Linked DNA regions of Homo sapiens: region 1 is linked to region 2. Evidence: chromatin loops called from intact Hi-C (ENCODE). Cell type or tissue: sigmoid colon. All regions are shown on one strand. Each heading gives the region's core, and the rest is flanking DNA. Links, peaks and the distances in the headings are about the cores only.

The links. Hi-C counts contacts between places; a loop is a spot of excess contacts. Peaks named below come from ENCODE experiments on the same cell type or tissue, not always from the same donor. Only the 100,000 strongest peaks of a DNase experiment are listed, where the experiment ranks them.
Region 1: a loop joins it to region 2, with 2.6 times the contacts of the local background. A loop is called at or near these places in 2 of 110 quality-filtered maps.

What each region holds. Positions count from the first base shown.
Region 1 is chr9:14,290,244-14,307,197 of GRCh38, forward strand. NFIB (nuclear factor I B) reads right to left here. Exons shown (of 11, transcript NM_001190737.2): 2 at 16,746-16,954. Among named protein-coding and RNA genes, the nearest start is that of NFIB, 15 kb to the right of the region's middle. In sigmoid colon, for the core only: no CTCF peak of the experiment used is centred there; a DNase peak (open chromatin) is centred at 6,428.
Region 2 is chr9:14,125,200-14,142,153 of GRCh38, forward strand. It overlaps NFIB (nuclear factor I B), which reads right to left. Exons shown (of 11, transcript NM_001190737.2): 7 at 433-567. Among named protein-coding and RNA genes, the nearest start is that of NFIB, 180 kb to the right of the region's middle. In sigmoid colon, for the core only: no CTCF peak of the experiment used is centred there; no DNase peak of the experiment used is centred there.

The DNA.
Region 1 (16,954 bases), core at 3,268-11,267, 160 kb after region 2:
AATTACAGTATTTAAATTTTTGCCATATACCTAGGAAACTGGAAAATTTGCCAAATTTAATATTTTTCTCCGCACTTTAGGCATAGCATTGCCCTTAACTTAAAGCTCTGCCCACAAAAGGGAGACCAAGTCTTCTGGAAAGCTCAGAGAAAGTATTGCACGTCTACAATACGGCAGGTGCGGCGGTAAGCACTTCACAAGTATTTTCTCAGTTTACCCTCACAATTGCCAAATAAAGTGCATGCCTACTCCAGAGCTCAGGAAACTGAATCTTAGAAAATAAAACTAATTTACCCAACTACATAGTGAATAGTATAAAACAAACATTAAAACTCACAGCAAGATTCCAGAATACGTGCTATTGCTAATACAGACCCTGTAATTCACATGGTTTTATTTTACTCATTCTTAACATTAAAAATATACACATAAAGTGGAAATGTATTTCTAAAACAGTGACCAATCACTAGTGCATATACAAAAGAAAGAAAACAAGCCTCAGTAAAAAGGAGATTTTCCTAGTTTGAGGAACTTTCTTGTGTTACCTCAGTAACAGTAATCTGATTTGCCCCTAATGTTCTATATTCAGTATAAATAACTTGCATGCATTCATCCATTCATTCAACAAATACATATTATCTATTTTATAGTATGCTCTCATAACATTTCTATTGATTGTGGTTTCCTGTACTTGCATTGTACCCATCTTTTGTTCACCTATTTTTCCATCAACAATTGTGCCTGAAAAACATGCTTTCAAACTTTCACCATATACTGTCAAACTAGAAATTAGCTACTAGAAGTAGCTGATATTAAACTTTTTCTAATACTCTAATATCTCTGTTTCAATGTGTTAATCTTTGCCTTATTCCAGAGTCTCTTGATATACATAAGCACACACAGGGCATTTCTAAAACATAAATTATAGACAACTCTTTCATTTTATAAAAGAATTCTTGGCCAGGCAAGGTGGCTCACGCCTGTAATCCCAGCACTTTTGGGAGGCTGAGGTGGGTGGATCACTCGAGGTCAGGTGTTCACAACCAGCCTGGCCAACACGATGAAATCCAGTCTCTACTAAAAATACAAAAATTAGCCAGGTGTGGTGGTATGCACCTGTAATCCCAGCTACTTGGGAGGCTGATTCAGGAGAATTGTTTGAACCTGGGAGGTGGAGGTTGCAGTGAGCCAAGATCACGCCACTGCACTCCAGTCTGGGCGACAGAGACTCTGTAAAAGAATTTCTACCTTAACAAAAAGATTCATTGAAAGTTGCTTTTTGAAATTAAATTCCCCTTGTAAATTTCATATGTTTTATTTACTAAATATTAAACTAATAAAAAAATTCTCAGAAACATCTCTTAAATAAAAGAGATATGGATGTTTGTTTTAAACTTAAAAAAAAATTCTTTAACTGAGATGATACATGCCACACAAAGGAAAAGGGAGATGTAGTAATTATCAAGCTAATCGGAAAATTACAAACACCCAAAAGCAGAACTTCTAACAGCTCCTCATAACTAGCTCTGACCTTTTCTTTAAAAATCTGACTTTCAGTTAAAAAAAAAAAAAGTTTTCTTATAACAAATCTCAATCATCTTTTCTTATGTTATTGGAAAATTGGCCATATATTTTTAATGGGTCCTTTCTGTTTTTCAACCAGCATCAAATTTTGGTATTAGTTGAGTGCAATTTAGTGTATCTTCCATCCACACACAAAAAAAGAGAAAGACCATGGCTGCAGATTGATTTCGTTAGAATACTTCCTATGAAAATGTATAAAAGAAAAAACCTAGTCTCTTGAATTAATTTATCTTAATTACAAATGATAATACAAGATGTTTAATCATTATTTTTCTTCTATTTTCCTTTAAAAATTGCTGCCATGTTTTCACGAAATAATAACCTTTCATTATTTTTTGATAATTTACGTTTATTTTTCCTCCTACAGCAGTAAAAGTAACGCATCCAAAGAAGCACTGGGCCTCTCTTAGACTCAGTATCCCAAACTGTAAAGTGAGAAGATCTGTAGGGATTTTCCCGGCTCTAAAATTCTACAAGTTAAAGACCTCTTTCTTAAAAAGTAAGCTTTTATCTACATTGAACCAAATGAGTTAACTATTGGACTTTGAAATGAGCAACATGAAAGTGTTACTCAAGAGTCAGGTTACACATTTTCTATTTCTCTTTAATAAATAAAATGTATTAAAACCCTAAATTTAACAAGCATGTGCTAAACTTTATTAAGTATTGCTTACTATGAAGAGGACTGCTCTCTGCCAAGATAACCAGAAACCAAATTCCTAGGATGCTAGAGCTAACAGGGATAGTGGATGTCCTCTAGGCCAATTCTCTTCCCTGACAGATACAGAAACTGAGTTACTGAGAGGGACAAAGTTTCCCAAGCACCTGCAAACAGTAGGACCAGCAATGTTTTTCTCTTCCACTTCAGCAAGCTGCTTCAATCACTATATGGCGTAGAGTGAATCTCTACATCAGTAAACAAAGGAATGGAAGAAGGTAATTCCATTATCAGGTCACTAAATAATTTAGAGTCTAATTTTTCTTTTTTTAATGTAAAGACCTTATGTTCAGAAACTTACATTTCAAAGTACATTAAGTAAAATTATGTCCATACGCAGATATGTCTTCTCCTATATGCATCTTAATAAACAAAAAAAATTATCGTCATCCCCTACAAAACAAAAACTGAAATTAAAAGAAAGAATAGAGTAAATCTAAATTGTATATTTTCATTCCTTCTAAAAGGATTAAATAACAGAATTCTAAATGGTTTGTTTGTACTTTCCATGCAATATGTAGATTAACCATGAAATTCTGTTTGGGACACTTTGACATCTGTTTTCAGTGCGTTACAATGAAATCTGGGGACTTGATACATACATTTGCTGTAATAAAACTGTCACTAATCAGTGTTTTCCAAAATATTGCCCATAACTATTACTATTCAGTAGTCTCATTTGCATGATCTAATATTGTTGCTACATCATGTTTTTCCCTGACAATGTGTTAGCTAGTCCCAGGCACATGGTCGAAAATGGCTGCAAACCACTCAATAATCCCAGCATTTCCATAGTACTCTGTATATATGCACGCAATCTGTCCTAGAATTGAACCAACACTTCATCCTTCATGAAATATTTTCTCTGTAACTGGAACACCCAAGGTTGAATTCACATCCCTGAGTATGAAAAACTCAACAATAATAAAGAAGCCCATGGTGAGGAGGAAATTACGCCTCATGGGCCTTCCACAACAGGAGACGCAAACATAATCCTTACTCAGAAGTCCCTTCAACAAAGCTGTAATGATGATGCTTTCTGAACATAAGTGCGGAGTCTATCATTAACTTAGACCATTTCTATGAACTAAAGAATAAGACTGGACTAGACTTTAAAACGGAGTCTACTTCCCTTTCTCTAGGATTAGTAGACAGCCTTATCAATGCCAGATACCAAGAGCCACAAGTTCACAAGATATTAACACAAACTCCTGGATATTAGATTGAAAAACTGTTTCCGTTTCATATTGCATATATCTGGTATGTCATGTACAAAATATGGATCTCAGGGGAAAAGTAAGTCTGACAGCCCAAACATGGTATTCACCAAAAAACAAAACCTTACTAAAAACAGTCTGTCTACCTATGTTGATTCTAAATGAATTCCGTATTTTATCAGTACTTGGCATTATATTCATATTGCTCAACAGTCCAAAATAATTTCATCTTGTCCTCCCATGAACTCATCTTAAACCCAAAATATGTTTCTCCATGCACATGTTTTATATTATACGAATGTTGGACACGAAAAGCAGATTAATTGTAGGCCCTAATGCTGTGTTTGTTAGTACTAAGAAGTCATTCCAAATGTTCCAAAAGGGATTAATGTAGTATAACAAGTCTATTTAATTACTGTAAGACCAGTGATCCTCATATTACTATAAGCAGCTTTTCCCTTATTTGGAGACTGTAAATAGAACAGAAATTGTTACATGATAACTATAAGTCATATCCTAAAATGTTGATGCTTTACCATCAGGAATAAAGAAATATGCAAGCATCTCTGAGAGGCTATGAAAGGCAACTAGAATTTAACAACCATGTATACGCTCCCACTTTAAGTGAACATCAACTTTAAATCATAAGTGTAAGCAAAGCTTTTCAAATACATTAGAAAGACATCATATCAAATCTTTCTGCCATCAACAGCAATCCCAGTTTACATATGTTTAAAAACTGTGGCTGCACTTTGTTTCATGTATATGATTTTCGAGTTTTGTGTATCCCATGAACAGAACTGCTACTAAACACCAGTGTGTTATCAAAAAGAAAAGGAATGCCACAGATTATTAAAAATTATGTGCCAGAATCCAAACAAGCTAATCAATGTACTGATCCTGCTTTCCGTACACCCTAGTTACCCTTTAACTAATGGACAAACAGTGAAATAACTTTTCCTATTAACTCCTGGCTAGAACCCCTAGGTACGTGATACACTTATTATAAAGTGCTCCATATAAGAATATGATGCCTTTTTACCCTACGTCAATGTGACACGTGATTTAAATTTTCCTAGTAGGGATTGTGGATATGAGCTAATCTCTCCACTTTCCAAACCTCCTGTGCAAAGTGAGGGGTGCAGTTCAGTGGCCGTAGGGAAACAAGCACCGAAACTAGTTCCTCCAAGGACCTCCATGGACACAACCAACCAGAGCTACTGAAGTCAAACACGGTGATCCCAAATCACAGTTTCGTAAGAAGTAAATGTTGTAACCATTCTCCACTTGGCTTCCAGTTGTTCTTAGCAAAAGTGAAGTCAATTTCAGTAATAAATGTTAACTTATTTCCTACGGAGCTCATTTAATTATTTAATTTTCTTAACACGATAGAAAAGGAGGAATGGGAAAGAGTGACTTAAAGGAGAAAAATTAAATGGCAATAAAATCAAAACAATTCATGCAACTGATTAAACGGTTTGAGGTTTTGACTCAACTAAGGGTCATTTTTAAATATGATACTTTCGGACTTTAAAAAGAGTCTGAAAACCAGCAGCATGCTTTTTTAAGGACAATCCAGTTGGCCGGGCGCGGTGGCTCATGCCTGTAATCCCAGCACTTTGGGAGGCCCAAGGCGGGCAGATCACGAGGTCAGGAGATGGAGATCATCCTGGCTAACACTGTGAAACCCCGTCTCTACTAAACATACAAAAAAAAAACTCAGCCGGGCGTGGGGAAGGGCGCCTGTAGTCCCAGCTACTCGGCAAGCTGAGGCAGGAGAATGGCGTGAACCCGGGAGGCGGAGCTTACAGTGAGCCGAGATTGCGCCACTGCACTCCAGCCTGGGCTACCCAGCCAGACTCCTTCTCAAAAAACAAACAAACAAACAAACAAACAAACAAAGCACTATCCCATCTAGCCACATCATCATCACTTCTGCCGAAACAAATCTAAAACGTAAGTGTAGTTCTCCCAAATGGTGGCAATTTAATTTTTTTGTACATGACAGTTTTACACTTTTATTGGAGTGCAGTGAATTACGAGTACTTGATAGGACACCCTTTACCCACACCAAAATTGAGTTATTTATTCAGAGAGCCACTAATAAAATTATTTGATTCCTTCCCTTCAAATATACCTAGATTGATCAATAAATTTAGTCTCTGGTAAATCTGAGACAAAAAGGCTTCTAAAACCATACAATCATTCTAATTTAAATGGGTTTTAAAACTACACACAACTAGCTAACTTCATGTGCCTACACAAAGAGTTTTCACTAACAAATATTCACGCGCACTACAGTGAGCAGGACTTCGATTTCCTCTTTGGTATGTCTTGTTACCTGAGATAAATATGAACTAAATGATGACCCTCTGCTTCATATCCAGTCATTCCTTTTTTTCACTACTGGATAGTCTCCCTGGCAGTCTACATTATGCTATTTTCCTTCATATATAGTAGTAATTGCTATTATTAACATTATTGCTTTTACTTACATGAATTATTTCATTTAATCCTAAAGCAACACAGTGAAGTAGGCATTTTAATCCTCGATTTACAGAACAGAAAAGCAAAGCACATGGAGCTGAAGTGACTTGACCAAGGTCACAAAGCAGATAAATGGCAGAGCCAAGACTAGAACCCCAAATGTCAAATTCTATGCACATGATTTTTGTTACAAAATGAATGTTTGGGTCTTCCCCAAATTCCTACGTTGAAATCCTAACCCCCAATCTGATGGTATTAGGAGGTGGGGCCTTTGGGAGATAATTAGGTCATGAGATTGGAGCTTTCATAAACAGGATTAGTGCCCTTATAAAAGAGATCCCAGAGAGCTCTCACTCTTTTGCTGCATGTACGGAAACAAGGAGAAGTTGGCACTCTGCCACCCGGAAGAGAGCCCTCGCTGGAACTTGACTATGCTGGCACTCTGCTCCTGGGCTTCCAGCCTCCAGAACTGGGAGAAATAAGCTTTAGTGTCTGTAAGTCACACAGTTTATGTTATTTTGTTATAGTAGCCTGAACTAAGACATTTTCTGTGCTCTACAAAAATGGAAAAGGCAGAAGGGGGATATGCTGAACGTCTTAAGCAATTCAAAATTCAAAGGATGACAGAATACTTTAATTTGCACATTATTTACTCTTCAGTCTAAGAATAAGCCATCTTTCTTAAGTAATTCCTGCAAGATCTAAGCCCCGCCTTTCTCTTTTTCTTCTAACTTCACTTCTTCAACTCCCTACAACACGTGTGTGCATGCGCACACCCCCTGCTCCCTGCCCACACACACACCCAAGTTGGATAACACACAAGTTGGACTAGAAACTTTAACTCAACAGGTGAGATCACCTTAAAATTCTTTCGATGTAGGAACTGAGGTAGACGTCTGGAGAAAACTAAAGAGATTTTTAAATCCTCTGGGCTGGCTGCTGTTCTCATATCACAGTCTCACTGTCATCTGACCCCTTAGCCCACCAACCACATCTAAAGCCAACTCCACATTGGCGCTGCCCCTGAGGATGCTAATGAACCGGCAGAAAGGCAAAAGAGATATTTTCTATTCTAGACTAGTTTTTACAGGAGAAGAGAGAAAAACTGAGGCCATGGACTAAAATGAGATTCAGAGCACTTCATTCAACCTTCCTCCTTTGACCCCTATGATTCTGGATTATCAACATGATTCATTCTGAAAAGCATTTAAATTCCTTGATCTTGTGAACATTCCTGGGGGAAAAACAGTTTAAAACACAACAGTAACAAACAAACAAACAAACCAGAAAGAAAAGAAAGCCTCTCACCTGCTATTTTCAGATATTTTCTAGATGGGAATGCAGAAATCTACTGCTTTTTTCCCAGGTTCTAGCGCCTGTAGCACATTGTCTCTCATCTGTCAGTGTATCTACACACATGTATAAACAGTACGCAACACGCAAGTAAGGAAATGTACATTTTAACTTAAACTTCCTTTTTTCCTCTAATAATTTAAAAATAAAATGTAACAGCTTGGATTTTAAATATTTAATCTGGCAAATATAGGAAAATCATGAACTATAATGTCATATTTGGCAAAGAAGAGTTTGGTAGGATAAAAATATCTGTGTTTTAACATTTTAGAAGGCTTTTCCAGTATTTTAAAAATAAAATTATTTCACTGCTTCAGAAGAGAAGAACGGAGGTAAAATTCGCTATTTTTGCACATGAGGTTTTCATGAAGAGTAGAAAAAAAACAATTTTTATATTCATTAAAATAAATAGTTATTTTTACATGCTGGCAAAAGTCCCCACAGAAATAAAATCTTCATATTTACTAATGGTTCTCTACTATGTCATGAAATTTAGCTATTTAAGTCACAAAAGATAGGATTCCCTTAAAACTATAACATAAGATGGTATATATAAAGTTACAACATTAACTCATTTGTAAAGAAAAAAATGTTGGTTTTACCCTACATGTTTAGTATACAGATTTTTTCAGTACTAGTCAAAGATTTATAGTGTTAAGTTCAAAAGTCAGTTGTTTTCACATCGGTAACCAACAGCATAACTAAATTTCCCACTTTTACCTCATATTATGACAATAAAATATTTTTATCGTAGCAGCTGAAAATGCTGAAAAGTAATTATTAAAGAAACCATAAATATAAAAAGCTGAAAAGTCAACCTCAGACGAGTGTGGAAAAGGAAATTGTGATATGTACCATCATAAAACAGAGAAACTGAAAATCTAAGCAGAAAAGATCTAAATCCCTCCAAATGCCAGAATACTATGCCCCACCTCTTGTAGCAAGGAGGGCTGCAAATTTGTCCCCATCACTGTCAGCAAACAAAAGAAAGTCACTTCTACAGCCAGACCATGTCAAACAGAAGACGTAGCTACTGCAGACGGACGCCTTGAATCCACTGGTGTGTAAAGGGCGGGCTTGGGCCTTTTTGTCAGCTATTACCATTAAAGAATAAGAGGAAACAGTGACATTATTACACAATAGAAAGGTCAAACAGCTTGCAGCCATTCCATGACCCAAACAAGTCAAGGTCAAGGGATTCAGGTAGCAACTTAGCCAGGGCGTAAGTTACAGCGCAAATGAATTGTTTTAACACATCAGCTTTGGTCAATTAAACCTAACAAGGCAAGTTGCATCAGGTAGCAGGGTTCCTGACACCAAGGCCAGAAGCTGAGACCGACCTCATAAAACAAGGCTTTTAACATAGCATAGCAAATTTAAGGTAATCCAACCAGAAACTGCAGATGTCAGAATAATAAAATACAAGTTGTCCTACGAAGGAACATTTTTTACACTTCAGAATTCACTAATAGAGGGGTATAGACTTCATATTGACGTGTCATTAGCATAGGCATAAATGTAATCCACCACTCACATGAATTACAGAATATACCCTACTTCAAATAACTTTTTCCTAATATCTGTGCTCATGATTAGATTTTTTGTCCCAAGCTCTACCATTCCGTTAGCACCAATACATTTATCCATGTATTTTTTTCAAAATGAGTATGAAAAATCAGGTTTTTAAAAAAACAGTTCATCTTCATTCAGCATGAGACTATATATGTGTCGCTTAATATTAATGGATGCTTGTTAAATGCTTTTATGTAGTTTTATGAGAGATGTGTACTTCAAAATTCAATGAATACTATTAAGTTGACTATTTTGAGAAATAGACTATTTTGAATGGAGTTGAAGCTAACTAAAATTTTAAAACTGCATGTATTTAACATGAAATAATTCTTTTCTTAAAGGTAATTCTTATTTTATTTCGCACTTGTTTAAACAAATTCCATTTTCAACTGGTTTATGCTTCATCAATAACTTACTACATGTTCTGAACTGCCTTAAAATAGGATTCTGAAAATACACAACCTCCAGGCAACTTTTGATAGTAAAATTACTTCATCCATCACCCCATATTTTTAATTATATAGTCCTTGTTCAGAGATCTTTAATTTGTCAGTGATTCATCAGTGCTGTCCTGTTTAAGCTATCATCATAAACAGAATATGTGTATCTAAGTGTTTTACTATAAACAATATAGTTATGCATGTAATCATCTGCTTTCCCATTTTAGAACAATTAAATTTTGAAGGTTTTTTAAAAATGTGTGGCTTTCAATTCAGCCTCAAGGACTTTCCACCTCACTTGTTAGCCATTTCTTCCAATTTTCTGAATAATATAACAACCAAAAAGCCCAACCATTCAAGTCCTATTAGTCTCACTCTAACGTTCAATCTAATACAAGCTAATCCCACAGACTCACTCCTTACTACAACGCACTTAGTTTTCACAAGTTCTCTGCAGTTTGATGATTTATTCTCTATGCCAAATTCTAACAACTAAATTCAGTTAAATTAACCGCATCACAAAACTGGAGTTCAAGGTCCCAAGAATTTACTTTAAAATGAGACAACATACCACGTTGCCACAGAAAAGTGAGCATGATCAGAAGGAAGCGTCTCTTCTTGCTATGCTTGGCACTGGGGCATGCAGCCGTAATAACTCAAGTTTCCGATCGCATAACCACTAGTCCTTGAGATTTCTAAAATTATTCCTCCTTCACAAGGATGGAGGGAAAAAGGCTGGAAAATTTGCTTTGAACATTATGTTGGCTAATCATTTGCTCCGCCATAGCACATACATAGGAAAACCCCTTAAGTGCCGCAAGTTCTACTTTCATCAACTTCAAACTGGAAAATGCTATTCTTTCATAAACCAAAGAGAAACATTTACCCAGAAGCTAGTTTCAGAGCCAGGGATCGCCTTTGCCCATAATTTTCAGGTATTTAATAATTGACCATTTTAATGAGTGTTTCATGTGCTCTTTGCACTCTTTGCAAACTTGGAGCTTCAAACAAAGCAATAACTACTTCTTTGATTATAAGTCCATTATCATGTAAGCCACCATGATAACAGAAATGAAAACTAACTTATCTCAATTTTTAAGAAATCCTGTGAATTCTGACATAACCTTCCGTTGGGTCCCTCTCTCTTCAGGTGCTGAAATTCTAACTGGCCAGCAGTGATGGCAAGAGCGCTAGTGTCAGAAAGCAAACGGTTTTATATAGCCTACCAGTCTAGTTTTTCAGTTTAATCTGGCTGAGTGAGAGCTTATGAGGAGAAAGACCTTGCTATATTGGGTATCTTGGATTGCTGTTTCAAATTTTAAGTGCCAAATTCAAAAGCAAAAAGTTAATGGAGGATTACAACTTTAACTTCCTTATGACAGCTTCTTCCTAAATTCCAAATTTAGGGAAAAACAAGTAAGTAAATGAAAAATCCTACCAAATCTATTACGAATCTTCATGTTTGGAAGTGCTTCTTAGGTACCACCTTAGAAAACAGTAACTTTAAAGAACTAAAGCTGTAGCAATAGATGGCCTCTCTCAATGGCTCCTACCCAGCTTTAAGTCTCCAGGCACAGGCACTATAACTGTGCCTATCAGGAAGGCATTCTTCAGGAGACCTGACCGTCACTCCTGTCACTGCAATGCACAGTCCTCTCCAATTACCACGATTCTCGAACAATGCATATTATTTTGGTTCTTACAAATATGGAGATATTTGGAATTATTTTACCACACAAGAGACATTGTGCACTAAATCTGTAAATCCAAATACATAATCTAACTATTTTTCATTACAAAATTTGTAGTGCTGTATATACAGGGTGGGGGGAAGGATGCCTAATGCTGTCAGTAGAATATTTTACCAACCTTTGCTGCCTCCAGAAAGTGGGGCACTATATATTTTTAAATATTTGAAAATCATAATTGATGTAACAAATAAGCGTCCCATCCCTCCCTCCCTCTCTCCTTCTCTCCCCCCACCCTTCCCTTTGAAAAATGAGATCATATTAACTGCAATGCAAGAGCTTAGTTTGCCATATCGGAACACAGATGCCAAGCTTCCCCAGCTGGCAACTGGGGCCTCAGAGTTTAACTCTTAAATTGTCTGTTAAAGCTATCTTGTGGCAGAGACCTCATGGCATAGAGGGTGAACTTCTGGTGGGAGACTGTGTTTTCTTATCAGTGAGAAAATTGCTAAGTATCTTATCTCACAATATATGTTCCCACAAAGGTCTCATTAAGCCTAGGAGCAAGACATGCCAATAAGAGCCCTTCTTTATCTTGTGAATTGTGTATGAGCCAGAATGCAAACAAATGTGCACTAGAGTTCACAAGTTCAGTCAAGGACAAGTTGCTAGATGGGAAAACTTAACAGTGCTCCCCTAAATCAAACATGCATACCAAGTATTTCTCCTACACACAAACTCTTATGTTCCCAGAGCATTTCACAGTGCAGACACACCAAATCATCCTAGAGAGCAGCCTCATTTTAATCAATTATGAAAGCTTATTTTTTCCCATAATGGGAAATACCTGCAGATGAAGTGAAATCTATTAAAATGTTAAAATACACTGCCAACTTGCAAACAATTATCTACTTAAGCTTTTCATAAAGAAATAATTGTTACCCAAAAGGATTCTGAAATTCAGTAACTGTAGGAAGAAAATAATTCTTAGCATTTGCTTCCTCACTAATGATATGTGACAACCAGGAAGGCTTCTATTTCAAAAACAGTAATAATGATTATGACTTCCCCTGTAAATAAGTCACATTTTTCACAACTTCAAAATGTACTTCAATTATTATAACATTTAACAATAAAGCAACAAAAGTGGCCACCCAACAAGAGATCATAATTTTAAGGGTTCAACAAGGCTAAAGGAAACTACTTTTTCAGGATAGCAATGAGGTTTCTGGGCTCTCTTTAACACTCCAAAACATGTTTAATAAGAGTGCAAAGTACAGTCCAAAAATCAGTTAGGGTGACTCATTTTAAACTCTAATCTGTTACATACACGACAACAGTTGCTATCTCTTGAGATCTTTAAATGTCTTGGTGTGTTGTGACCTCTCTCTTCAAAACGCTTTCCTGCCTCAGAGAAAGGCCAATCCCACTCCCGCCCCCCGACTCCCACCACCACCACCACCCCCTTCCTTTTTTCCCCTTCAGACAGGACACAGTCTGGCAACTCAAGGCCTCCCATAGGCCAGACTTCCTTCTGTGCAGCCCTTTGGGTAGAACTGCTAATCCTTCTTATTAATTAACGAGATAACGGTGGTTAACTGAAAAGCAATATTAACGCTAACTATCTAGGAAACTTTAACCAAAATTATTTTAGGCTTTTGGTTGATTTTCCCAGTGTACAAAATTGTGCACTGAGAATTTCGTAACAGTGTGGTGCAGAATCGAGAAATTCCAGAATGACTGATTTTACCTCAGACCTTAACGCATAGGTCTCCTCTTTAAAGTTTTCTCTCTCTCTTTTTAAACATGTATTCTGTTACACATTTCTAACTAGAGAGGAAAACTGAAGTCCTCTCAAAATGTTACTATAAAATTTGCAAGAGTGGCAAGTGAGGGAACTAGAAATTGCATAGCAAATAAGCAGTGATGTGACTGAGAGCAACAGTCAGTCATAATGAATGCATCACATATCATTACGTTAGGTTTGTCCTCCACACACTTGTCATAGCACACCCTGCATCCTATAGGACACTTACATCCCAGGAAGCTGTGCTGTGCAAGGCTTGCCTGGTTTTTGTTTGGTTTTGTTTTTGCTTTGCTTTCATGAATGCAGTAACAAAGGCAATATGGGGAATAGGTAACACCTGCCCAAGAATCATTGGACGTCTTTAATATCTTTGGGAAAATAGATACCATTTAGAGCTATTTTTTCTTTAATCTGTCCCAGTTTTTTTAGACAAAACCTAAAAAAAGGAAGAGTTTTATATTAGCTAAGATTTGCTGCAGCAAACAAGCAAGCAGCTTTCATTCAGGGATTGTCAAAAACTTTCCAGTGTGCCCACTGCAATGCGGATGCCAACCAACGAATCAAAGGCATTCAGCAACTAGACAAAGAGGGTCTGATGCCAACCTCGGTGCCACTGGCAACCATTATTGGCATCAAACACAGTGTCTGCCTTTTTTTTCCCCCTCGCCTGGCACTTCACAAACAAAATGGCGGTTCTTGTAGCAACGAAACAGCCGAAGCGCAGCCCTCTGAATCAATAACATCAAATGACTTTATGGATTTAAACGCAGTTACTCCCAAATGATGTGTACATTTTAGGTGAAGTGCAGGGAGACATTTAATTTTATAAACAACTATATTGAACATCAGCCTTTGCTAATATAAGGAAATAGCAAAATGGACTGAATTGCGGTCAACCAGACTACATGCATAGTAGCCGAATAACAAAGAGATTTAGCTTTAAATAAAATACTGCCTCATGGCCACGTGATGCAAAAGTCTAATGAACTATATATCAAAAATGATTTCAAAAAGCATAAATTTTTTCCCAAACCATATCAGATGCAGATGTAGCACTATAGCTTGTGTCAAAGCTCTGGTAACTCTTCCCACATTTCAGAAAGATGAGGCTGCTGGGCATGAAGAAGGAAAAAAAGTGTGGGTTGAACCAAAAGAGAAAGAGGGAAAAAAGAAAAGCATAGGAAGTTGGTCAACAATGAAACTTTAGTACATGTTGGTCTTTATTTCGTCTTCCAGAAGAGATGCAGTGTGTGATCTTGTATAAATAACCAAGAGGACTATTGACATTTCTAGATCTGGAAATTGTCAATATATTGTAACATCACTCCACACTGCAATGCGGATGCCAACTAACAAATCACAGGCATCCTGAGCTAAACAAAGAGGGTCTGATGCCAATCCTGGTGCCAGTGGCAACCATCTTTGGCATTCTCTCTGTTCTTTCTCATGTTTTTCTCCCAGTCATTTAGAAGTGGGGAGAGAGAAAAAGGGGGAAACGTAATTTTGTTGCTCTTTCTGCTGCAAACATTACATTTCTCTTTTCTGATTTTTCTTTCGTGTTTTCCTTTATACTTCTTTTCCTGATTTATAAAACAGACTTAGGTGAGTTATCATGTACTTAGAAGACAAATAAAAAGTCATCACTCGCGATATGCAGCCCTCTAACTGACCGGAGAATTATCTTTTAAAATCTGCCTTCTTTAATCAATTGCACTATAAAATGACATAATTAACCTACACTTGACAAAGAAGAATATATAAATTTTGAAAAGGGGAAAACACAAAAGCATCCTGACGTGAGTTTTTCAAAGGAAGAACCAACAGATGTTAAGAGAAGATGATGCACTGGCAGGTAGCAGAGGATACAAGTTATATACACAAGATAAAATAATGAAAAGTTCTTACAATAGAGATTGTTGAACCAACAACAAAATCAATGTTTTATCTAAAACCATGGTCTCTTAAGAGTTGCTTAAAACTTTATAGTTATCATGACCAGTGGTGCAACATGGAAGGCATTTATGCGTTTTTTTTCTTTTTTCAATCTATCTCTACAAATCTTTATTGTCAGTTCATCAAAACTAAGAGAGCTGGCTGCCTTCCCCAGGAGTAAATGTGCATGCAGGCAGGCACACCTCAAAACCTAGCCTTCAAGCAACTTAAAATGTGAGCAGTAGTGAAGTGGTTGCAAATCTTCCCTCCCTGCACTAAAAAGTTACATGACCCACTTTTTGAAACTTTACTTCCATCCTTGACTTTCACAACACAGTTACAACACATTTATAGTCAATCCAACACATATATACAGCCCACCTTAAAGTGTCACCTCCTAGACATCTGTCAATCAAATAAGTGTCATGTGTTACTGAGTTTTATTTTAGGACACATGGGACAAAAATATTATTTTCCCCAAACCATCATTATTTGGACTGTAATTCTTAAATGCATGGAAATATTAAATGCAATGTTTCATTTTTTCAGGAAAAGGTAATATTTCTAAAAGTGCAATGTCCAACACCATTATTTAAAATCAGACTAAAAATTCTAAAATGACACTTAAGCCTATCTCCAAAGCTACAAGAAAATCAAGACAAAAAGCACATAGTGAGGGCCTAGAATTCAGAGTCAAAAAAGTAATTTTGATTTTTTTGAATAATAAAGCTCATAGCAGTTTATTAAGTCCCACATTTATATAACAAACCTCAGGTAACAGTCTGTCACCTGGCTATCTGCAGGCCATTTTTCCTCCCACCAGGCCAAGTTTGGAAATGACCTACCATCTGTGACAGCTCAAACTTCAGTCTACTTTTGGTATGCGGCTTTGTAAAATGATTGTTTTACTATGGATTGTTGGTAATGCAAGGACATCTATATCTTGATGCATTTATTTGAAGAAAAGAAATTCTTACCTACTTAAGGAAAATATATTAAGAAAAATAAAAATAATAAACATTTCATTAACTCAAATATTCAGTAATAACATCATCTTTTTTAATTATTTAGGTAAAATGTATACCATTCTCCTTCTCAGGTATTTTAAATAATAGGTATGGTATGCAGTTTCTGTATTCTTTTTAAGATTTATCTTAAACCAGTGTAACCAGTCCACTTTCTGTTTTTTGTTCTGTAAGCAGCGCTGCGACTTTCCTCCTCGGTAAGTTTTATGAATTTACATACAAGTAAACTAACATTATTAAGTGTTCCCAAGTAACTCTGGGAACATACTATAAATAATTTAAATAATAACTCAATTCCATTTAATCGACAGTGAATATTGCACAATCAAAAGTGATGATAGAAATATTAAAATTAAGTAAATCTAGGTCTACGTAAGATATACTTTTGATATTATCTATCTTAAGCATTTTGTAATAGTAAACATTAGTTCTATTTTCAGTGCGATACCACTAAGTTCATAAACAAAGTCCCTCTACCTCATTAATTAATAAGGTTAATACAAAAATTATCTAGGATGGTTTGGCTATTCATAAATAAAGTTATATTTTCAAATCAGGAAAAGATTACTAGATTAGATGCAAAAATGTAGCCTACGACAGAAAGTATAGTGTAATGAACTATATTTGTTAGACTACCCTATGTCTTTGAAAAACAGTATTATTTTAAAGATACTTGAAAACGCACCTCTTTGTGGTCTTTCTTAAATATCCAAGCCTATCCAGGTACGAAAGCTCTGTGTCTATTTACATGGCTCGCACATGGCAGCGGACATGTGAGTGAAAGCGGACACCCTACTATACCCAGAGAGGGTGGAGGATATCTAGGGGCCTTGAGGACCATCTAACTCAAGCCAGATACTCTGTCTACGGAGATTTGTAGGCGGTGTTTGCCGTGCTAGAAAAAAGAACAATCTGCTCCTACCTTGCTCCTGCACGTAGTATGCCAAAAACAAATCAAGCTCCTTAACTGATACTGTGATATGATGTGGCTGGACACAAAGTGCTGGGTTTGTGCAATGTGGGGATTTCATGAGCCGCTCTCCATCGGTACTTTCCAAGGGGATGCCTTTGAACAGGATCACCATGACTAGATCCAGACGCCAGACTTTGTCTGCCTGTCGCAGGCAGTCG
Region 2 (16,954 bases), core at 3,737-11,736:
TAGGCTGGAGTGCAGTGGCACGATCTCGGCTTACTGCAACCTTTGCCTCCCAGGCTCAAGCGATTCTCCTGCCTCAGCCTCCTGAGTAGCTGGGATTACAGGCTCATGCCACCATGCCAGGCTAATTTTTGTATTTTTAGTAGAGACGGGGTTCCACCATGTTGGTCAGGCTAGTCTTGAACACCTGACCTCGTGATCCACCCGCCTCAGCCTCCCAAAGTGCTGGGATTACAGGCGTGAGCCCCTGCACCCAGAGAAATCTTTTCTCATAAATTGAGAAGAAAAAATACTTGATCGGATTGTGCCCCTCACCATATGGGTTGAGAAAATATGGTTGCCATAGCTCTATTTATAAACTTTTGCTCCGTCCCTAAGGGGGTTAGGCCCTACAGACAAGAAGGAGGCTTCTCCTCTATGCTTGAAACTCCTCACCACTGTGTGCAACTCCAGGTATTCCGGGATGGTGGTGCTGGGGGAAAGTGCTCAGTCTTGGGGAAGAATCCTGTGGAGATGCAGAGCTGAACAATGGCTTTTCAGGCTTCTTCATAGTAGTCGGAGAAGACATATCTGCGAGAAACAGAGAAAAACCCAAAGCTCCATGACTTTCTTAAGCTCTAAGGTTCATGTCAACAAATGACAGATCTCATCTTGCAACATTTTAGTATTCTTATACTTTGGCTCTTTTACAAAATATATTCTGAGTGTCAACGATCCAGCTGTCTTGGAGCTCTGAAATATTTGTTCAATCTCCATGGAAGCTAGCAGAAGCCTTCATTAAAATTATCATCAGAATTATTCCCATTACTAAATAAATCTTAAACTTCTAAAAACCCAAAGTCTTGTTTCCTTTAGCCCCTTGGTTCACACAAAGGCCTTCTTTACCTCAGTATTTCATTCTGAGATTTATATGATTCAGAAGATTGTCTTTCGACAGAGGATAACTGCTGCAAATGGGAAAAACAACCTTCAGGTATGTTGGTCACGATATCACTGATTTCACAGCTTTTATGGAAAACTCATTCACTTGATTAGCAAAAAGTACATTCCTTAATTTACTCCTTCTGCAAACGTTTACTGGGTTTCTGTACTGGCCAGGTAAAATGAAGATGTCAAAGAAATTAAAAGTAATTCCTGCTCTAGGGATGCTCACTGTTGGTGAGGAGGAAAATGATTAGAAGAAAATGGTTGTGAATGGTTGAGAGGTACAATGTGTGTTGAGAGCAGGGAAGTTTTGGCATTTGCTGCTACATCGCCAGCTGCGATGTACAGGACAGATATCGTCTCAGTCTCCCCAGGATGAGGAAGGCATTTCTCATTGGTGCCATTTTCAAAATGTGAATGAGGATGACATTCTCAGAGAGGAAATACTCAGAAAAAAAGATGGCACAGAATACACAAGTAAACAGTGTGTGGAGTGGTGAAAGATGAAGAAGAGGAGCAAGCCTCTTGCAGGTCCCACAGGATGACGGGTCTCCAGCTTCCTGTACAAACGTCTGAATGCTTACCCTCATAGGAGAAACGCCATAGATGGGCAAAACATGATCACAATGACAGTTTAAAACAATTCCCCCAGAAACTAAATGGAGGGCGGACTGGCCAAAACAGAGACAGAAATCATGAAGACCACTTCAGAAGACAGATTCATCAATACATTCATTCCATAAATACTTGTTCAAGACCGAATGTATGCCACATGCTGCACTAGCCTGGGACACACTGGTGAACTGGACTCACTTTCGGCTCCTTTAAAGCTTAAAATCTAGTGAGGCGATGTGGACAAGTAAGAAGGAATTGCAAAGGTGCTGTGATAGGAAAAGAATTCAGAGATTTCGGGCTTCATTCACTCATTCATTTCATAAATATTTAATACTGCCAAAAGATAGATCATGAGAGCTTGAAATAAGAATCATGATAGAACTAATGCAATAAATATTTTAACAGGGTTCACCCAATTAAATTATTAAGCAATGTAGACTGTCATCATCTTAGTTGACTAAGAGACTATACCATGCAGTTTGTTGGAATAAGCAGGGAGTTGAGAGATATGCCTTGGTTTTAACATCTTGAGTGCTGTTGACTTTAATGGAAGTTTATCAACTCATAGTAAAATGTTATAAAAATGATGAGCTATAAAATTTGTATTTTATTATGAAAAATGTTAACTGTATTCACAAGTAGACAGAATTGTAATGAATCCTCACGTACCGATAACCCAACTTCGGCAATGATCAACTCATAACAAATCTTATTTCATCTTTATCCCCATCTACACTTTCTCTCCCTGTGGTACTTTGAAGCAAATCCCAGATATCATATAACTTTGCTTCTAAGTAGTTCAGCATGTATCTCTAAAAGAAAATAAATCTTTATTAAAAGAAAAAAACACCAAAACTTTATCACACATACAAAATGTACACAATTTGCATTTTTGAGTTTTCTTGAAATTAGAAAAAGACCTTATGGTGCTATTAATATGAGAAACTAATTATCATTACATTTTACCATTTGAAAAATTACCTAAGCTCTGGTAAAGGCATTCATAAAATTAAATATGCATTTTCAGCATGGTGGCATTTAAAGGATGAATATGCTACTGTAAAGGCAGTAGACATCACAGTCTACAAAAAATGCCAGGCGGATTTGTAGCTGTAAGCTACAATTTGTGACTAACTGGCTGTTGTGAATCTATCAGAACTTTGATGAGTCAGAGAACCATTTCTGTATATCTTTTTCAAAAAAAAAAAAAAAAACCAGAAATAAATTGTTCATAAAACCACAGCAATTAATGCCACTATAAAAAAAGAAAAAAAATTTAAACCATGGTTTAAAAAATAGACAAAGCTCATTTTGCTATCTTCAAGATGCCAAAAATAATACTTAATGTCGCATAAGAGCTATGTGATTTCAAAAGGTAATACTACAAATATAGGCCTCTAACTAATGGATGTAAAATCATAGACATACAGATTATTAAGAGGTGGAAAGAACCTCTATTCTGTCTTTCTTGTTATAGATGATGCAATCACTTGCCATTCCAAATTTTTAATTTAAAATTAACTGTTTGAAAAAGAAACTGGGAACTTTTTATTGATACTCTTCTGCTTTACCTATGTTTAAATATAAATTTCAAGTAAAATGTAACTGGGTAAATCAGTTTCTAAAAATTCCATAGAATAAATAATAAAGCATAATTATACCTCATTTTAAAATAATTTAGGCCGGGTGCAGTGGCTCACGCCTGTAATCCCAACACTTTGGGAGGCTAAGGCGGGTGGATCGCCTGAGGTGAGGAGTTCGAGACCAGCCTGGCCAACATGGTGAAACCCCGTCTGTACTAAAAATACAAAAATTAGCTGGGCGTGGTGGTGGGCACCTATAATCCTAGCTACTTGGGAGGCTGAGGCAGGAGAATCGCTTGAACCTTGGAGGCAGGGGTTGTAGTGAGCCAAGATAGTGTCATTGCACTCCAGCCGCGACAAGAACAAAACTCTGTCTCAAAAAAAAAAAAAAAAAAATTAATGTGACCACAGCTTGAGAAACAGAACAGTGTCGTTCTGGGTATGTCATTTCTGGAGAAGAGGATCAATTAAGGCAACTGCAACTACTGTAACTATATCAGACTTTTCATTAAACTCAGGCAAATTCATGGGTCTCCTTTTGTAAAGGGCACATAAATCAAGGGTGTTTATATAGAAGTTGAAGATGATTATGTAATTTTTAATGTAAATTATATAAATTTTAAGAAGCAAAGCATTTGTATTTTCTTAGCCAAAATGACACACTTGCTTTTACTGAGTAATTATTATGGGTCCATTTATTTTTTCAATTCTTTTTTGGGCATGCACCTAATAATAACGGTACGTTCATAGAGGATTATACAGACCAACACAGAAGAAACAGAATACAATTTGCTGTTCAAGTTGCAAAAGGAACCACAAACTCTTTCCTTAAACAACAAAAGTAACTTATAATAGTAAACATAAGAATGGGAAGGTTCACTGACCAAACTGAAAGGATTTGCTTTAGAGACAGGTGAAGAACGGTAGTATCAGAATATAGGTTTAATTGCCTTTGTTTTCTCATTAAATGAAATTAATTCTTGGCCCATTAATAAAAATACACTGCTACACAGCATGCAGAAGGCACTATGCTAAGAACTTAGGAAGATACAAAAGTGAATCCCCGCTCAAAAAAAAAAAAAAGACAAAAAAACAAAAAAAAAACACCCTCTCTAGACTAGAAGGGGAAATAAAAGATCAATTATCTGGGGAAAAAGTAAAGATAGAGTTTCTAGCTATTACATTTTAATCATGAACCAAACTAGTGTTATTTTAATTTTAATTTATTTTGAATGTCTACAGTCTAAAAGGCTTCATGCCAAGGTGAAAAATGATATTGTTTCTATGTGTAATGTGCTCATATGCTACAAAAAAAAGTTTGAAGAATGAATATATAGAAAAGATACTTTAAAGTGACCTTTCTGTGAAGAAAAACAAATACCACGCTTTACACAATCTACTGTCCCTCAAGCAGGAAGAATACTACATAAAAAGATTAAGTTGAAAATAAGTTGAATAATAATAAAGTTGAATAATGCATAAATATATAATAACTTGAATAATGCATACATAATAATGCATAAGTTGAATAATACATAAAATAAAGCAGCTGAAAAGAGATGCAAAATGATAGGCAAAGGATTAGCTGATGTTTCTACTGGTGGGAGGGAGGCAGGAGTTGCTGGTAGTTGAAGAGAAACAAGTAGAGGCCAGTGATGGCTTAAAATCAGACAGAACAATTTAAATTTGATTTAGAAAGTAATAATTTATAAATGAATTGATTTTAGAAGAAAAAACTTTCCAAAAATTTGACTTTTTTTTTCTGTTCTCACCGCCCTTTTCACTTGTACCTGGCTGAACCAAAAATTTTCTTCCTAGTCTCCTCCAGGCCTTCCTCTCCATGGCACTTTATAAAAACCAGCAGCTGGCATCGTATCCTTCAAACAGTATCTTTCTCATTGCAAGATCTACCACAGTATCACATTTTTAAATAGCTCTTTTTCTTTGTTATTCCATTTTGTTTAAACTTCAGTGAAGCTAATTTTCTTATGGCTTCCATTAGGAGCAGGAGAAATATGTTTTTAACTCTGTGCCATCCCTGATCTATGACATTCCCTTGAACTAGAAAATGAGGCATTTCCACTCTCCTTATTCCACGCATAGAACAATGTTTTATCCACTGAACAAACTTGTTTTCTCCTTAAGTAATCTCTCTTGGAAATCCCTGAGATCTAGATTTCATTAATGATCTTTTGTTTGTATCTTATATTGCTTGATGAATTTTTCATTGTTATTTACTTGTATCCACTGCGTATGCTTTTTTTAAAAAGGTGACTAATGGCTTACCTCCTAAGGAACATGCTTTTACCAAAAACACAAAAAGATGTAGAGGCTGGAAGAATATGCTACTTGGGAAGAGAATGAAAAAAAAAAGTAGAAATGAAAGAAAGAAGAGGTAAAGCAGGCACCGTGTCTAGGCAGCTTATTTTAGAATCTCTGGCATGTGAAAGAAACTGTATTATGAAGTGATGACTAGTAGTGCAGGATGAGAAAAATAACCATAGCCAGTATATCTTAAAATTCATGTTCCATGAATAAATATCACCAGATGAGAAGTAGCTGACTGTAAAGCAAAGAGAAAAGAAAATCAATCACTGAGATTCTAGTAAGTGTGAGGAACTATGGCTATGCATCAAGATGCCAAACAAAACCACGTGGTCCCTGTCTTGGTGATGCTCATGGTTTAGTAGAGAGGGCAGAAATTAAAGACAGAAATGCATTAAATAGTTGCAATCATAATAATACTGGATTGCAGAAAGAATTCTTCTTAATGACAGATTAGAGAGAATAATTTTTTTAAAAAGATTCACATTGATGGTGTTATTCTTCAATGTGTACACCCATGTTTACATTTATAACTGGAAAATTAGCTATGACTTTAGAAACTCATCGTGTAGTTGAATATGGAATAAAAGATCACCATGTAAGAAAAAAGTTCAAGTAGGCTACTGATAAAGTTGGTTCATTTATTCTTAAGCATCCCTTTAAATAAGTATTTTGCAAAATCAAATTATCACACGATTTTTCCTGACCATACTATATATATTTTTGGCACTGTAACATATATACATCCTAGGCCTTGATGTGTTATTTATTTCACGTCATCACTTCAAAGAGATAAGGACTTAAGCAAATAAAGAGTTAGATCAACTCATCTCCCAACAAGGTAATTTCATCTACAAAGGAAGAGAGTCGCTGTGAAACACAGCGTATGTACTCGACTCATCGGCAGCTTGCACAAATTGCGCTCCAGATGTATATCTGTTCAAGTCAGCCCAAGGCAACAATTTTGATCAATTCTAATGTGATAAAATGCTGCAGGGAAAGTGTGCAGAAACGTGTTTACGTCAGCCCTTAATTAAACTGTTGTTCACTTCCAAAGAACCTTAGGAAACACTAATGAGACATGAGTTTTGGCAATTTCTTCATCAAAGCAAAGACCCCTTCCTCAGTCTGTAGCAGCCTGTCATCCAAGTCGCTCCCGGGATAAATGTCACATGGCACTCCAATCAGTTAGCCACCTGTTAGTAGAACTTCATTGAAGTCAACTAGTGATCTAGGGCAAGCTCAAACAGCACCTTAACACCTGCCTGTCTGGGACACCTGCTCCTTTTTCACATATAGTAGAGCAATATGTTAGCTTTTCCAATATGCTCGAGTAGATTAAGGTTACAAATCAGACTACTAAAGCCTACATAGAAAACATACAATTTTCTTTTTTGAAAAATTCCTTTTCTTCCCTATAGTAACACAATTTTTAACAATTTCAAATTAATTATGTAAGAACACGCAAGAATTCTTGAATTTCTGGAAGCTATTATTTTCAGCAAACCATATCACTAAATTAAAATGTATTAACCATGCCAGTCCTATGATTTAGTCCTTTTTCTAGGATAGAATAGTCCTATTTCTATCTGGTTAACAAAGAAGTAAATTCCTTCAAAATGTTTTAAAAGTGTAATTATTTTACATATTCCTAAATTGTCTTCCTTATTTACATGCCATACTTGTAACTTGTAAACAAGTCTAAATGAACCCTATAGAGACAAGTCACCATTTGCTGGCTACTTTTATTCTCCAGTATTTAACGTTAAGGTTTGTTTTATTGCTAAGTGCTTATAAAGCTATAATCATTGTTAAAATATCTACATATTTTCTTTATTTTTCACATTATCAAGCTGCTAAACAATTTACAGGATTCCTCTTTTTCCTTTCTATCTTTTATTATTGTGTAAATTTCATTTATTTATTTAAATTTATTTAATTATTTTAGAGACAAGGTCTCACTCTGTTGCCCAGGCTGCAGTGGCACAATCATGGCTCACTGCAGCCTCAAACTCCTGGGTTCAAGCGATCCTCCCATCTCAGCCTCCCAAGTAGCTAGGACTATGGGCACACGATCACACCCAGCTAATTTGTAAATTTTTAGTAGGGACAAAGTCTGGCTATATTGCCCAGGCTGGTCTGGAACTCCTAGTCTCACGAGATCTCCTGCCTTGGCCTTTGAAAGTGTTGAGATTATAGGCTTGATTCATTGCATACGGTCTTCTTTTTTCCTTTCTTCCTTTTTTTCTTCATCTTCTTTTTTTGTTATTTTTTGGCAGAAGAAAACTCAAAGTGTAATGAAAACAGTTGCAAAACTTCTGTTAACTTTGACCCTCTGGTATGATACTGACCAGAGGAGTTTGATACAGACCAGAGAAGGAAAGAACATACATAAGCACACTTAGCTTAGAGACAGTCCAATGGCTGGGATTTGACAAGATTATATTATATTGACAAGTTTTATCAAGTTGATACACCCTCATAATTTTCAAAGTTCTTCATTTTTTGGACTTTTGAAAGTATTAGACTTTCATAGATTTTTTTTAAAAGAGTTTTCTAGATAAACAAAAACTCTGAATATTGAAAACCTCTTCAGAGACCAAATTCATTGCTGGGTGAAGGCAAAGGTGGTCAACACATCCATCACTCCATTGAAACTCTGTCAAGCAACACAGCACTGAAAGAGAAAAATGAGCTTTAGCTTAACTGGGATATTTCTGCTTTCCATTAAAATGTTGGGTGGAAGCTGGAAGACAACAGGAAAAAGAAAAGAACCATCTGTATAAGATAATAATGTTATTTAAAATAAATAAGGTAGTAAATGACAGGCTACCAAATCAAGTGTGTGGGATGAGTTTTGTAGCTGAAATCTGACATTTTTACTTCAGGCCACAAATCCAGAGTCAGTCCTGAGACAAGGAAACAGTTTGGGCTCTGTTCCCAGAGGACAAGGAGAAGGCAGAGAAGATGACTGCCAACTGAAAGCTAAAAAGACCACAATTTCTCTGCCTCTGTTTTTGCCCTGGGATAAACAGTGTTGAAGAGAGGAAAGTGTCCAGGTTATTTATAAGTGTATGAGTGTTATGTAGAATAAGACAACTATTAAGGCCAGATTGGGGCAGCATCTAGCCTGCCAGATACTTAAGATCCCAGTCCAAAGCTTTGAGGTATTTATTTCTAAGGATCTCCATGTAGAGAATGACAGCAATCCTTACTTTAACAGGTTTTACCTAATAAATAAAGGACTGATGATGGGTGAGGGTGTGTGTCCTGAAGGAGGAAGAAAGGAGAGAGAGACCAAGCAGGCTCTGCCTTTACTTGAAAGCTTTGTACAATCCTTTGTACAATACCCTCTCAATTTCTCCATTTTCTTCACAAATGGAGCTATCCTGGCTCATGGGGAGAAGACACATGGTGTGTTCCTTGATGGTTTAAATAAAATTCAAATGATAAAAAAGAGGTGCATGGGTAAAGTCACAGGGCCATAAAGAATGTTCTATAAATTTCTGTCAGAGGACATGCTTTGAAATTGCTTATAGAGCCATGTGCTACATTGAAATTATTACGGCTTATAACAATGGAGTTAAGCCACTCAGGCACTGCTCTAGGGAATGTAAATTGATAAGATCTATGCCAATATTTACCAAAAGCCTTAGAAATGGACATAAGATTTAACTTAGTAATTCTACAGTAGGAATGTATTTATTCCCGTAGCAAAATTTCACTGAACTTCTACTTGGTGACTTCATGCCAGGCAGTATGCTAGGGACTTGGGACAGTGAAAAGAACTAGACAAGAATCACCCAATCAGATTAGGCACAGAGTTACATGCAGTGATGTTCACTGTATCTCTCTTTATAATACAAAAACTCCAAAACTATCTAAATATTCATCAGCAAAGTAGATATTTAAAATTCTATGGTGTAGCCAAAGTGTGGCATATTATGTACTCATTACAAAGTGGAAGGCTGGATGGGGTGGCTCATGCCTGTAATCCCAGCACTTTGGGAGGCCGAGGCGGGTGGATCAAGTCACCTGAGGTCAGGAGTTCGAGACCAGCCTGGCCAACATGGCGAATCCCCATCTCTACTAAAACTACAAAAATTAGCTGGCCATGGTGGCGTGCATCTGTAATACCAGCTACTGGGGAGGTTAGGGCAGGAAGAGTTGCTTGAACCAGGGAGGTGGAGGTGGCAGTGAGCCAAGATCACGCCACTGCTCTCCAGCCTGGGTGACAGGGCGAGACTCTGTCTCAAAAAAAAAAAAAAAAAAAAAAAGGAAATTGAAGGATATGGTAAAATGCCATTAGATTATAAAGACAAAAAAACTTACAAAATAGCATATATCATATAAGCTCAATTTACTGCAAAAATACATTCATAGAAATAGAACGCACCGAAATGCAGAAAAATACATAGAAAAACAGGCTAGCATATATACAATGAAATACTAACAGAAGTTATCTTTATGTGATGAGATTACAGGTGATTTTTATTTTCTTCTTCATATTTGAAAGTTTGTTTTTTCAAATTCCCCACAAATAACTATTACTTTTACTGTAAAAACTGTAAAATAGATATTTTTGGGAAAATTGTTGCCTGTAGCTCCACAGAATACTATAAATAATTCCCAAAGCTGGGCTGACAATATTGAATCCTGTTAGGTGTCCCACATTACACTGCAAGAAGGAAAGCTTCATATTAGTTTAGGTACTGGATATTGCAAAACTGTAAAATGAAATGCTTCAATGTAACATTTGCAATTTAGTTGGCTACAGGCAAAACAATGTCTTTTGAAAATACAGTGAAGAAAAAAGAATATCTAAATATCTGTGTCTAAGGACTCCTCTAGATGTAAAATTTTATGATTGTGTGGCAAATGTGAACAAGTCCTTCCCACACACTCCAAGTTAACAAAAAGCTCTGAATGTTATGACAAGACATATGGATGTAATCCCACTACAGTAGTTTGATGATGATGCCAGATGATTCAAAAAATAATTAGCTGCCATGTTAAGAAAGTATCTCCTTATATATATATATTTACATTTATCACACTCTAAAATAACACTGGAAAAAATGGCAAGCTACGTTAAGAGGAGATAAGATGTCATCTTCAATTAGATTTCTCAACCATTTTTTTTAAATTTATGAAATCAGTTCCTTTTCAAATGAGAAAGTATGGTGGTCTTTGTGTTAAATAAATGAAATTCTTACTTTAATTACTGAGTTATTTAATCTTAATTACACTTGAGCATATTATTGTATTCCTCAGTAAAGTAAAATCTTTTCTAATAGTTTAAGTCTCTCTTGCCATATATTTTAGCCCAAGCACGGTTAAGTAGCATGTTCCTACAAGTCTCAATTTTATCACTTCGCTATAAAAAAGGTCTCGAGGCTACACCTACACCCAATACCAAGTTAAAGCAAACCTCTTTGAAGCTCACAAATGTCTTCCAGAGACACTTAAAAAAATCCTTTGAATAATGAAGAACAGTGCTAAAACAGTGAATATGGAATAAATGAAAACTACTTTTTAAAAACACTTCAAAATGCTTTTGTCCACTAAGCAATTTCATTTTAACAGACAGACAATGATAAAGGGTCTTGAGTAATGTGTGTAAACCTAATTTGAAAGAGAGAAAAAACATCAAACAATTATGCAGGACTTGGAGCATATTTTCGTCACTTATTAAACACTGGCATAGGTAAATAGCTGCTATTCACCATGCCTCTCGGGAAAACCTCTTGGCTATGGAGTCTTATTAATGTTAAGCATCTGAGAGCCATGGGCTATAAAATAAAATCAATACCATAACCTTAACTGTAAAAGTCAGAAAGATACTGGAAGGGCTCTAATTTAACAAGATTACAGATGAGTTTTCAGAGGAGAACATTTGGGGAAAAGCCATACATTTAAAAACATTTATGCTACAAGACATCTCAAGGTTTTTGTTGTTACTAATGCTGTTATTATCCACGCTGGTAATGGTTAGAGTTGATTTAACTGATGTGTTACTTTAGTGGATTTACAGGAAAGTCCTATAAATGATCTGGAACTTACTTCAAATAAAATCATTACACTGAGGTAGTAAACTAATTGCTTGAGAACAATTATGATTTGATGTGATTTAGTGTGGTAGAAAAAGAATTACAAAAATTTTAAGGTCATCAGTTCAGCAGCTCAATGCAAATATGATTACTCTGCACAATATTCTGTTGCTCTTAATGGAAAAGTAGTCAAAATTGGTATAAATTGTAGTGTTTAAGTTCAACCTAAATCTATATTTTTTTTCTCCAACAAATGTAAATGAAGAAAAAAAGAACATTCTGTCAATGAAATTACTATGATGGCATATTTATTATCCTAATGGTTTTAGAAATCATGTGAAATTCATCAGTAACAAAACCTCTATTTAGTAATGGACCAATTACATTTGTGAGATAATGTCAATGAAACCGAATATTGTCACAGGATAATGGTCTCCCATTGCTACATCCCTAGTCATTTAGAGAAAATAAATGTTGCTGTCTGGCTGAGTCATTTGTTTTCAAAGTAGGAGACACTGATTCCATAACAAGGTTCTGTTATAATAACTCAATCTCTATCAATCATTTGTTGCACCAGAATGGTGCAGGACAGGACATGCATTTGTGAGAACTGCGCATTCCTCAGGTATAAAGCAAAATATACGGGGCCTCCAAGCACATAAGCAGCCCAATTATTGTTATTCAATGAGAGTGTTTAAAATGAACATTCAAAAAATAATTTAAGAAACAGAAAACTTTCTGAATTTTCCAAAAGATCCATGTTAATGACGGCTTTGGAAAGACTCAAGTACTGAAGATCTTCAAATTCTTGGACTCCAATAGATTCAAAATCTAAAATATTAGAACACAAATCTTAGTATACAACTTTGTTATTTTACAGATGGGAAAACTCAAGAGTTACTGAAGTTAAGTGATTTGTCTAAGACCACACCAGTATTTAGAGTTTCCTAATCACAATTACAGTGCACTAGGCTTAAGGCAAAAAGACTAGAACAGAACTAAAAGAAAACATATGTATGATAATAAATATATACTTTATTTTTATATTTTGACAAATATAGCTCATTTTAAACTGGCCATATATCACACACTTCTACTAAAGACATTCTAGAACTTAGGATTATTTATTACTATCTTATTAAATGGAAAAGTGATTTTAACCTGATTTCAGAGCAAGGACTACATGCATGAATCTCTAAGGAGTCTACGAACCCCTGTGAAGTTATGTGCATTCATCTGTATTGAAGTTTCATGCATTAAAAAAAATTGTAACAGAGGTTTTATAATTAGTTTGCAAAATCATAAACATAATATCTCAATGACTTATTTGGGATACAGTATTATATAGCAATAACGAGCATGGGTTTCTTCAGCAAGAGAGCCAGGGGTTCCCATTCTACCTCTGCTACTTATGATCTGCATGATCTATGATGAGTTTCTTAAGCATGATCAGTTTAGTAAGCTGTAAAATGGGGTTTCTGTCAGGTTTAAAAGAAAAATAGATATAAACTTAGCCAAGCACCTGACAGAAAGGAAGGGCTCAATAAATAAATGACAACCACAAATGGCAATAGAATCTTGTTTTCCATGTTTCATTTACATGTGCTTGTTGAAGACAATTTTTAAATTTACATGCTTTCTTCAATAAATAAATAACACAGAAAAAGGAGGCGAATAATCAGTGTAGGCTAAAAAGAAGGTGAAAATACAAATATAATCTATGGACTAAATTTGAGTCCTGATTCAAACAAGACAACCTTTGAGATATTCTAGGGAATTTGAACATGGATTATATGTTAGATTATATTAAGAAATTAATGTTATATTTGTTAAATTGATAATAGTACTGTGATTATGTAAAAAAAAAAAGTTCATTGTTCGAAATATTCAGATCTATTTACATGCAAAATGACAGATATCTGGGATTTGCTTTAAAATACTTTTAAAAACTGGGAGATAGTAAATGCAATAAGACTGGCAAAGTGTTAATAACAGTTGAAGCTGTGTGACAGTACAGTGAGGTTCACTTTACAATTCTACTTTCAATATTCTCCAGGCCAAAAGACTTCTTAAAATTGTGCTTAAACATTCATTTCAAACAAACTCTTCCCCACATTTATTCTTCAAAAGCATTCATATCTTCAGTTTATTTTAGTTGAAAAAATTTTAATCCTGGCACTAATAATAATAGTTGATTTATGTGTGTGTGTGTGTGTGTATGTATATGTAAAATTTTACCATCTCAAAATTTTGTTTTGAGAATTCTTTCAGAACCCTGAAAACTCACAAATACACCTCTATTTTCTCATTCTAGTTCTGTTAGGTCTAACAGAGTCTTCCTTAAGCTTTCCAAGAAAAGTGTCCCTCTGGGAAGACTTGCGAAGCAGTGTTTAAATCTCCTAGGCCATTTGTAAGTTTACATACTGATTCCCTAGGCAGGCTGCAGGATAACAGAAAATGAAAAAAATCCCTTGAACAAAGATCTAGGCTCTGCCATTCATTAGTTGGGACAGGACAGCCTCTCTGATCCTTGGACTACTTAGCTGTGAAACAGGAGCTTGAATTATGTCTTACTAAGGGTTCTAATAATTTGTGATCTGTACCTGAAAAATCAATTTCTTATTGTATATGATATTGGGAGTCTAATAACTCAAATGACACTGGCTTTCCAAACTACTTCACAATAAGCTTAAACATGAACTCAATATGTAAAAAGATTTGAAATAAAACCTTTTCTTATGCAGAGAAACTTTGTATGGCACACTATGACATTATCTCCCATGGGTTTCCCACTTCCCTATTTTAAGCTGTGTTCCATCAAGCTAGAAACCCAGTATTAAATAGAAAGTTGTTATTTTTTCAAACTAATTATCTATTGTGGTTTTTCTGCAAAATGCTGTATTTTCAAATCTTTAAGCCTCCAGAGCACAGAAATATGAGCACGACTTTTCCATATTAATCAGTACCAGCCCTTCTAACATGTATACAAGTTTACCCCATCCAAAATGCTATTCTTGATTAGAACACATGAAGGGGGAACAAACATTCACTAATTAGGAGGCAATGTGGGGAATTCTGATGAAAGCCTTCACCAACAATTTATTGTTTTCCTTTCCATTTTGAAGAAGATCGTGTTGTGATTTTTCAATTACAGCAGTGTAGCAGTGTAGTTGAAGAGGCATTCCTCTTCAGGGTGGAAGCATCCTTGAAGTTTGCTTTCCAATGCCAGGGTAGTACCTAGAAATTCACTTAGAGTTCTTTACTTTTGATATTTTCCATAATAAGAAGCTAAACAAAGAAACTTAAAAATTGGGCTTGAACATCAAATTCAAACCATCTCTTCTTCACATTCATCCACCAAAAGCATTTGTAGCTCTCTTTTTTTCTGGTTCAAAACTTTGGTATTTGAATATTTGCCATTTCATCCCTGTGATACTAACTGCAGGAATATAAGGAATTGTTGGTGTTCTATTTGGTCCCCAAAGAGAACTTTAAAACTTCTTCCAGTATGGTTACTAAGCTGTCTGCACTGCCATTTTCTAGGACTTCATTTAATGTTAATGACTCCCAGATAGCAGTTATTCAACCATCTATGACAGCTGCTTATTCACTCAGCTCCCACAGCTCTAGAGAAATCTTGAGATTATATCATTTGTCAGACTGTGGTTTGGACTAGAGCACTGTGTTCCAAAGTTTGGGCCTAGGATTAATGCTCCCTATGGATTCTTTGATAGAAATAAAAGGTTCTGAAGTCACAAACTTAATAAACATGTTCAGTCAAGAGCCACTCCTGGATATTCACAGCACACAGTAGCATATTAAATATTCTGCATATTCATTTATGAATGAAAATAGTTGAAATTTTTGTTACAAAAAAACTTTGCAAATTTAGCTGACCACTCTTTTGTATGTAGCATATCTTTTCACATTCCTAAACTCACATTAGGAAATGCTGGGGAGCCTGGTGTGGTGCCTCACACCTGCAATCCCATCACTTTGGGAGGCCCAGGTAGGAGGATCAGTTGAGCCCAGGAGTTCCAGAACAGCATGGGTAACATAGTGAGACCCCAGCTCTACACAAAATTTAAAAATTAGCTGGGCATGGTGGCAAGTGCCTGTAGTCCCAGCTACCTGTGAAGCTGAGGTGGGAGGATCACTTGAACCTGGGGGGGTCAGGGCTACAGTGAGCCATGATCGTGCCGCTGCACTCCATCCTGGGCAACAGACAGAGAAAAAACAGAAATGCTGGCCTCTGATTCTGGTTCTGTCAGCATGCTATCACACTCTTATTTACTGTTACTTATTTCCTGATTGAGCACATAATACTAAACTGGCATTTTTACTCTCTAGCCCCCAGTGTTCCCTTGGGCCCTCTGGCTTAATGCGTTTGACATTTAATACTATATCCTTATAGAACTCTAGAAAGTGCAAACTGAAATTTAGCACAACAGTTAAGACTACCTTACTAATGAGAATATTTTCAAAATTATCAAAAATAAATCTCTAGGACTTGGAAACAAATTAAAATTTCAGAAAGACTTAACTGAGAAGACATTTATATAACAGAACTGGAGACTTGTATAAAAATTAGTAGTTTTATTTTTTAGTACCTAAGACACCAGAACACAATGCCTAAATATAGCTTGAGAGTCCAGTTTAATTTTTCAAACTACTCTCCAAATTGTAATAACATGCCAATATACCAAGTAGTGCTAGTTTTTGCTAACATGCCAATTTATTGATTTTATGTAAAGATTTACGGCTCATCGTCCTTAAAACTAAGCTAGCTCTAAAGCATGGAGTCGGTTCTCTCATAATCTTATTTATTTTAGTCCCCGATTTTTCTAAATAGTAAAAGTTACTTTTCCATTCAGGAGGTCAAGGGCTGGAAACTTAATTTATTCATATTTGTGTACCCAATGCCTATAAAAATTCCTCCAATATAATATAGACATTTGACAAATTGTTCATTGAACCAAATTATCTCAAATCCCATACATGTAGAAATTAATAACATTTTACTGCATAAAGTCTTTTTGAATTTATATTTTATCTAAGATTACAGGTTGTTTAAATACTCATCTGGCTGAAAAGCTGTTCAAATTTCCATTTAGAAATCCCCAGCTGAGGGCAACCCGCTGGGGTCCCCCTTCCACACTGTGGAAGCTTTGTTCTTTCACTCTTTGCAATAAATCTTGCTGCTGCTCACAAAAAAAAAAAAAAAAAAAAAAAACAACGAAATCCCCAGCTGCATACTGCAAATATATTTAACATATCATATTTTTTCTCATTAAATGTCTATTAAATGTTTTAGAAATTTTACATTCAGACTTAGATAAATTAGTGACTATTAGAATGGCAGTGGCAAAGTGACCTTATAAAGAATTGTTTTCAATGTTCAAGCATACTATTTATTTGTCTGTTAAATTACTGAGTGATATGGTTTAGCTGTGTCCCCAC